Linked DNA regions of Homo sapiens: region 2 is linked to region 1. A link is a contact called in ENCODE Hi-C data. All regions are on one chromosome and are shown on one strand. Each heading gives the region's core, a stretch centred on a gene start or an enhancer-like site at or near the end of the contact. The rest is flanking DNA. Distances are from core to core; before and after follow the strand shown.

Region 1 (3,029 bases), core at 502-3,001:
GCTAAGATTGCAGGCGTGCACCACCAAACCCAGCCTGTTTGTTTTCTTCCTTTCTCTCTCTCTCTCTCTCTCTCTCATTCTTTCTGATAGAGTCTTGCTCTGTCACCCAGTCTGGAGTACAGTGGCGTGATCACAGCTCACTGCAACCTCCGCCTCCCTCAAGTGATTCTCCTGTTTCAGCCTCCTGAGTAGCTGGGATGACAGGCACGTGCCACCATGCCCAGCTAAATTTTGTATTTTTAGTAGAAACGGGGTTTCACCATGTTGGCCAGGCTGGTCTCGAACTCCTGACCTCAAGTGATCCACTGCCTTGGCCTCCCAAAGTGCTGGGATTACAGGCATGAGCTACTGCGCCTGGCACCCAGCCTGCTTTCTATTGTTTAAGATGCAGAAATGACGTATGAAAGCGGGGCAGCCACTTTACAGGTTTCCCCAAGCTCCTGCCTCCCCTGAAATTTGGCTCCTTTGAGTCCTAATGGTTCTCGGACCCCATGCCCTCAGAAGCCTTCCCTACTTGCTTCAGGCGCCTCCCTTCTGAGGTCACAGCTCTGAGGCCAGGATCCTCTGTAACCGCCTTCTCCCCACGAGGCAGCCTGATTGCGTGGCCCCTTGAAAGCAATTAAGCCTGTGGTTTTCAAACTGTGGTCTCCAGACCATCAGCATCACCTGGAAACTCGTTAGAAAGGCACATTCTTGGGCCCACCCCATACCTCTGTGTTAATAAACCCTCCCGCTGATTCTAATGCGTGCTCCAGGCTGAACAAGAAGGTCCTCAGTGAAGGAATCAATTCTGCCGAACTACCGCTTGGGGACAGCACAGGACCACAAGGTAACCATGGCTGATGAAAAGCACCCGCAAATTGCAAAAGCCTCTCACTGCCCTTCCGGCCTCCAGTGTTGCTGTAAGCCCCCTTCAGTTCTCCCCACATACCCTGCATGACCTCTGGAAACCTCATACCTGATGGTGTCACTGGTTCAGAATTCTTCAGCAGCTCCCTAGGACATGAAAGGTCCTTCATTTGCTGAGCAGTATCTCCTGCCAGGTGCATCTTGCACGGGCTCCTCTCTCTCTGTCTCTGTACGTTCCCTGGGGTCGGACCCACCTGGGTTCGAATTTCAGCCCTGCCATTTACCGTCTGGGCGTGATGTGGGCAAGATACATCATTTTGAGCCCCTCATCTATGAAATGGGAGCAGTTAATAAGACTTTTCTCATGGGGCGGTTATGAGAGTCGGAGACCTCATGTATAAAGAGATTTTAGCCTAGGATCATGCAAACAGTAGGTGCCTGATATGCAGCAACTCTGCTTCCCCATCTGCACTGCCAAGTGCAAGAGGCAGTTGCCCACAGGCCCATCTCCGTGCCGGGTGTAGTAGGTGCTGTCTGAGTCCCACCAATCCTCTGACTTCGTGGCTTCCATCTGCCAGAACCTGTGTGTCTTTGCCTGGGGCTTTCTCTGGCTGCTGGTATCCACTGTGGTACCAGGGCCATAAATCTCTGTAAATTGGGGATGATAATAATGCCTACCTCATGGCACTGTTGGGAGGCCTTGTTAGTACCCTGCGTAGAAGGGGGCCTCAGATGTTGGGGTGCTGTTGGGGTGCTGTCTCTGTAACTCGCCTACCCACAGGAGTAGCCGTATCAGGAATACTGGGCAGTAGATGAAAGACGTGGGCCTGGCTCACATGGTGGCTCTCTGCTCTGCCACCCAGGCCGGCACCTGAGACGCCTGAATTGATGTCATAGGATGTAAGAGGACACCAGGAGCCTGGGGCTGCCAGTAACCCTGGCACCTTGGCAGGGCAGTGAGTTCTTCATAGCCTCTGAGAACCTGGACCATCTCAAGCTGGGGACCTGGAGGTGACTCAGCCCCTCAGCCTGCAGCCTGCAGGGCCAGAGGGACCTGCACTTTCCTGGGTGGGTGGGTGAGGGGCATAGACCTTGTCCAAAGTCACTGTCATCAGGACCCCACTCTTTCTTGTGGTTGCTTCCTGGGGGTTTCTCTGCCCTTTATCTTCATGTTCTGTGTGGGGCTAATCTGGCCCTTGGATGCAGTAGGCATTTATCTATGTGACTTGATGTAAGGGGCTCCAAAAATGCCCCCCGCCCAACCAGCCTAAATATCTCCCTGCCAGACTGTCATACTGTCTGTGCATGAAACCCCTGGCTTCAGCATTGCCCTCTCCCATTTCCTCGTATTGAAATAGGTGGCAAGCTGCAGTCAGGACTGGCAAAGAGCCCTGTGCAAAATGAAAATGGAGGGCTCCTCGTCCAAAAGTTAGGAAGAATTTCAAGGCAACAACAGAAGAGAATTCAACTAAGCACGGGGCCCTGCACTGCTGCACAGGCTGTGCACTCTTGAAGCCAGCTCTGCCTGCAGCCTGAGCTCTTAGCGAGACAGGATCACCTCCTTTCCTTGCACCAGTGAGGAGCCCTGGAGCTGCCCAGATCAAGGACACAAAGACAAAACGAGCCTCTTTACTCAGCTCAGGACAATTGTTGTTTTCGGAGATGGGTGAAGCTCAGGGCCCTCTGTCCAGCTGGCCTAACTTCAGGGCCTCCTGAAATTCCTCTGGGTTCTCCAGGCCCCTGGAGTCCTGGCAGTTGATGGGGCATTTTCTGCCTATGGCCTGGCTGGCCCTGAGCTTGTCCTTACTCTATTGCAGTGTTTGCCTTGCCTGCTGAGGGACTCGCTCTGGCATGTGGGCCTGATCCTGAGGGGTCCTTTTCCTGTTTCCTGAACAACCACCAGATCTTTGGATTTAGCTCCTAGCAGCCCCAGGAGCACCCCCAGACAGACTTCCCGTGCTTGGGGCTGTTCTAGGCTCTCCAGATCCACTGTCTTCTCCATCGCCCTGTGCCCCACAAGGCTGAGCTGGGTGGCTGCCTCTGTGGGCTACCTGTGCTTTTGCTTCTGGTTGGGTATGACCAATGGAAGAGAGGGAGGAGTGAGAGAGGTGGGCATTTACCCGCCAGCTCCCTCCTGGGGCTGCTGTAGCCTGGCTGTGTCCCTGCCCCAGGTGCCAGCT
Region 2 (3,025 bases), core at 311-2,810, 400 kb after region 1:
ATTTGAATTCTTCCTGAGAAGGGACTATGTCTACTTGTACACTTGTATACAGACCAATATAACAACTGAGCCAGGGTCTGGAACGTAGTAGGAGCTCAATAAAACTGTTAAATGAATGAGTTAAAACTGTTCCTTCTCATGTATATACAGTACCTAACACAAATCTCTGCAAATGACAGCCAACCCAGAAATGTTTGTGAAAAGAAAGTAGAAAAGCTGTAAAGAAAGATTAAATGAGTGGAAGGGAAGAAAAGAGAATTAATCCTGGCAAAACTCTCTTTATATCAGCAAGACCTTTTTTATTTTCATAATACACACTCTGCACAACAACCACCCAGGTATCTACTTGAATGTCCTGCAGACTCCTCAGTTCAACATGTCCATAACTGAACTCACCATAACACTGATTTTTAACCCAACCTTCAAGACCTCCTCCTACTGTATATCCTCTTCGTTAATACTACCACAAGCCAACACTGTTCCCCAAGCCAGAAACTAAGAGTAACCCTCCGCTCTTCTCTCTTCCTCACCAACCTATTCATTCATAAATTAGTTCACTCAATAAATATTCATTAAGAGCCTTTTATACACCTGACTTTGTTCTTCAAGTTGAGGACATGCATTTTGGACATCTCACCCTGAGAAGAACTTTTCTTATTTAAGAACCCAACTATTATAATCTTGATTCACTAGGCACCAACCTATCATGTGAGGCATGTTCCAGACTCGAGAACAAAGGCTGAGAACTTCATTGCACGGCTTAATTTTCCATTCATAAAGGATGAGTCAAGGATGACTCACCTGATAACTATTTCTATTAAGTTGCCATGTCTAGCTGAGAGAAATATCTCCATTCACAAAATTCTTCCCTCTTCTTTCTTACCACTGCAGTAGAGAGACAATATGTATTTAATCAGGTGTCTCAATTGTGTGAAACTCAACAACTCAAGTAGAGATGGAGTTTGGCATGGATCAAGAGGATTTGTGATGCCTGGGGGTAGGTCATTCGCATATATGCATGAAGTCATGGAACACATTGACCCAGCTGAAGGATGGGAGAATGTACCTTAGACCCAGAAATTTTACTTTCTGGCAATGTCAATGTCAAACTCTAGACAATGGAAATGGTAACAGAATGAGATATCACAAAGTATTCAGCTTTATAAGCATTTTATGAGAGGTTATTATGGACAAAGCAAACACAGACACTCATTAGGTTAGAAATGTCTAACTCTCCAAAGACTTATACATGTAAAATTTAATTTTGATTCATCCCCCAACTTCCTCTGACCACTCTGAAATCCCCCATCCCCCCACACTCTCATGCCTTTCCTCCAGCTTCAGACAGCAACCAAGAAGGAAACTGGTACAAATATCTGTCTGACCTGATATTTATTTCTAAATATTCCCTTTTCCATTGCCTTTCCCCATTCATGGTAGGGAATTTCACATCAAACAAGACATTTCTCCATTTGTAAATCCATCATTACACATGTCCTCATCCTCCTTTTTCTCTTATTTTTTCTTCCTCCCTTTTCCTCTCTTACTCTCTCTCCCAGTTCCTGTGGTCTGAATGTGAGCCAAAAACAACCTTAATCAAGGTTAAGATGAGTAATGCTTGGGCTACACTTCAAGAAAAATCAAAGTGTTTCATGACATCTACTGATGTCCAGAGATTGTAAAATTCTTTATCAACTTTCTTCTCCTCCTCTAATACATTTTCTTGTTATCAACCATCAATATTCAAGATGCCCCAGAAATGCCTTTATCATATTCAATACTAACATTTGGTATACTATTTATGAATATTGAAACTTTATATTTTTATTGTGAATATACAACATTTCAGCCACATTGAGTGATATAGGCTTTTATGGGGACACAAACACCATTAAGAATATTATTACTAAGAAAAGTGTCAATGACAGTGTCCAACCATCAAACCCAAAACATCTTTGGAAATCCAGTCTGCAAATTGGGACTTCCAGATTTGGAAGTGTCTTTGTTTCCTAGGTCTACAGGTTTCTGTAGTTTTCATACACAAGTCACTAACCAGGTATTGGGAGAAGAAGCACTGACACCTTCATAGGTGGCAAGTCTATGCAGATATTGTGCCTGTGAGTGTGTGTGCATGTAGGAAGAGATGAGGGTGCTGAAGAGATGGTTACTTTCTGTCCCCCAAACCCATCTCCTTGGCCACATAGGAGTGGGTATGTTGGAGATATTCTTCAAGCTGGTCCAACAGAGCCCCAAAGGCAGAAGGAGACCAGCTGTTGGGGAGGGAAGTCCTCCTGTCCAGAGGCTCCCAACAGCATGGAATGCCAATATGACAGCCAAGGTGGGGTTCCTCCAGGGGAGAGCTGGGTAACAGAATAGGCTCCACCAGATTTTCAGTTCCCCAGATTCCCACAGCCAAGGTTATGCATTTCCGGTCCCTGAGCTGGGACATGTTGGAAATCAAAGCCCATGTACTTTTTATGATCTTCTGGACCAAAGGTTCTTCTGATTCAACCAACTCTTTTGTAATCACTCATTTACCTTAATCTCTTCTCGGTTTACAGCCAAATCACACCATTTACTTGTAAGAAACATCTTTCTGTAATCATACTTAGCTCTCCCTATTTTTCTCTCTTTCCCTTTCTACTTCCAGTAGGAACCTTAGGCACCAGGTAGGCCCTACATTGGCACTATATCCCTATTTATAGATGAAGAAATTGAAGAGTATAGAGTTTAAATAACTGGTTTCACAGGTAATAAGCATTGTAGTGAGATTTGAATCTAAGTCTGCTGACTCCAGAGCGGAGCTCTTAACTATCATGTTACATAACCTCTCCAACAAGGAAAGAGAACAGTGCTATAATCATAGCATGTACCTTATAGGGTCATTGAGGGGATTAAATTAAATAATTTAGGTTCAGTATGTGGCACATAGTTAGATGTAACAAATGTTGGAGATAGTGTGATAATGAACATGATAATGACAATGATGAGAAAGGAGGATGAGGAGGAAGAGGAGGACAAGTAT

What was found. A loop is a pair of places that touch in the nucleus more often than their neighbours do. Pooled maps may share reads with other maps.
Region 2: a pooled map shows a loop between it and region 1 (6-fold over the local background). The contact joins two enhancer-like sites. A Hi-C loop is called at or near these places in 1 of 168 maps with a recorded cell type or tissue (endothelial cell of umbilical vein), 2 of 37 single-sample maps with no recorded cell type and 14 of 50 pooled maps.

The regions. Positions count from the first base shown.
Region 1 is chr20:4,108,005-4,111,033 of GRCh38, forward strand. No RefSeq gene overlaps it. Among named protein-coding and RNA genes, the nearest start is that of SMOX, 39 kb to the right of the region's middle. RefSeq lists enhancers at 855-1,407, 1,408-1,959, 2,293-2,857. Within about 2 kb of position 1,752, at least 3 of the 41 ENCODE cell types and tissues checked have a DNase peak (open chromatin) inside an H3K27ac peak, as active enhancers do.
Region 2 is chr20:4,512,316-4,515,340 of GRCh38, forward strand. No RefSeq gene overlaps it. Among named protein-coding and RNA genes, the nearest start is that of PRNP, 170 kb to the right of the region's middle. Within about 2 kb of position 1,561, at least 5 of the 41 ENCODE cell types and tissues checked have a DNase peak (open chromatin) inside an H3K27ac peak, as active enhancers do.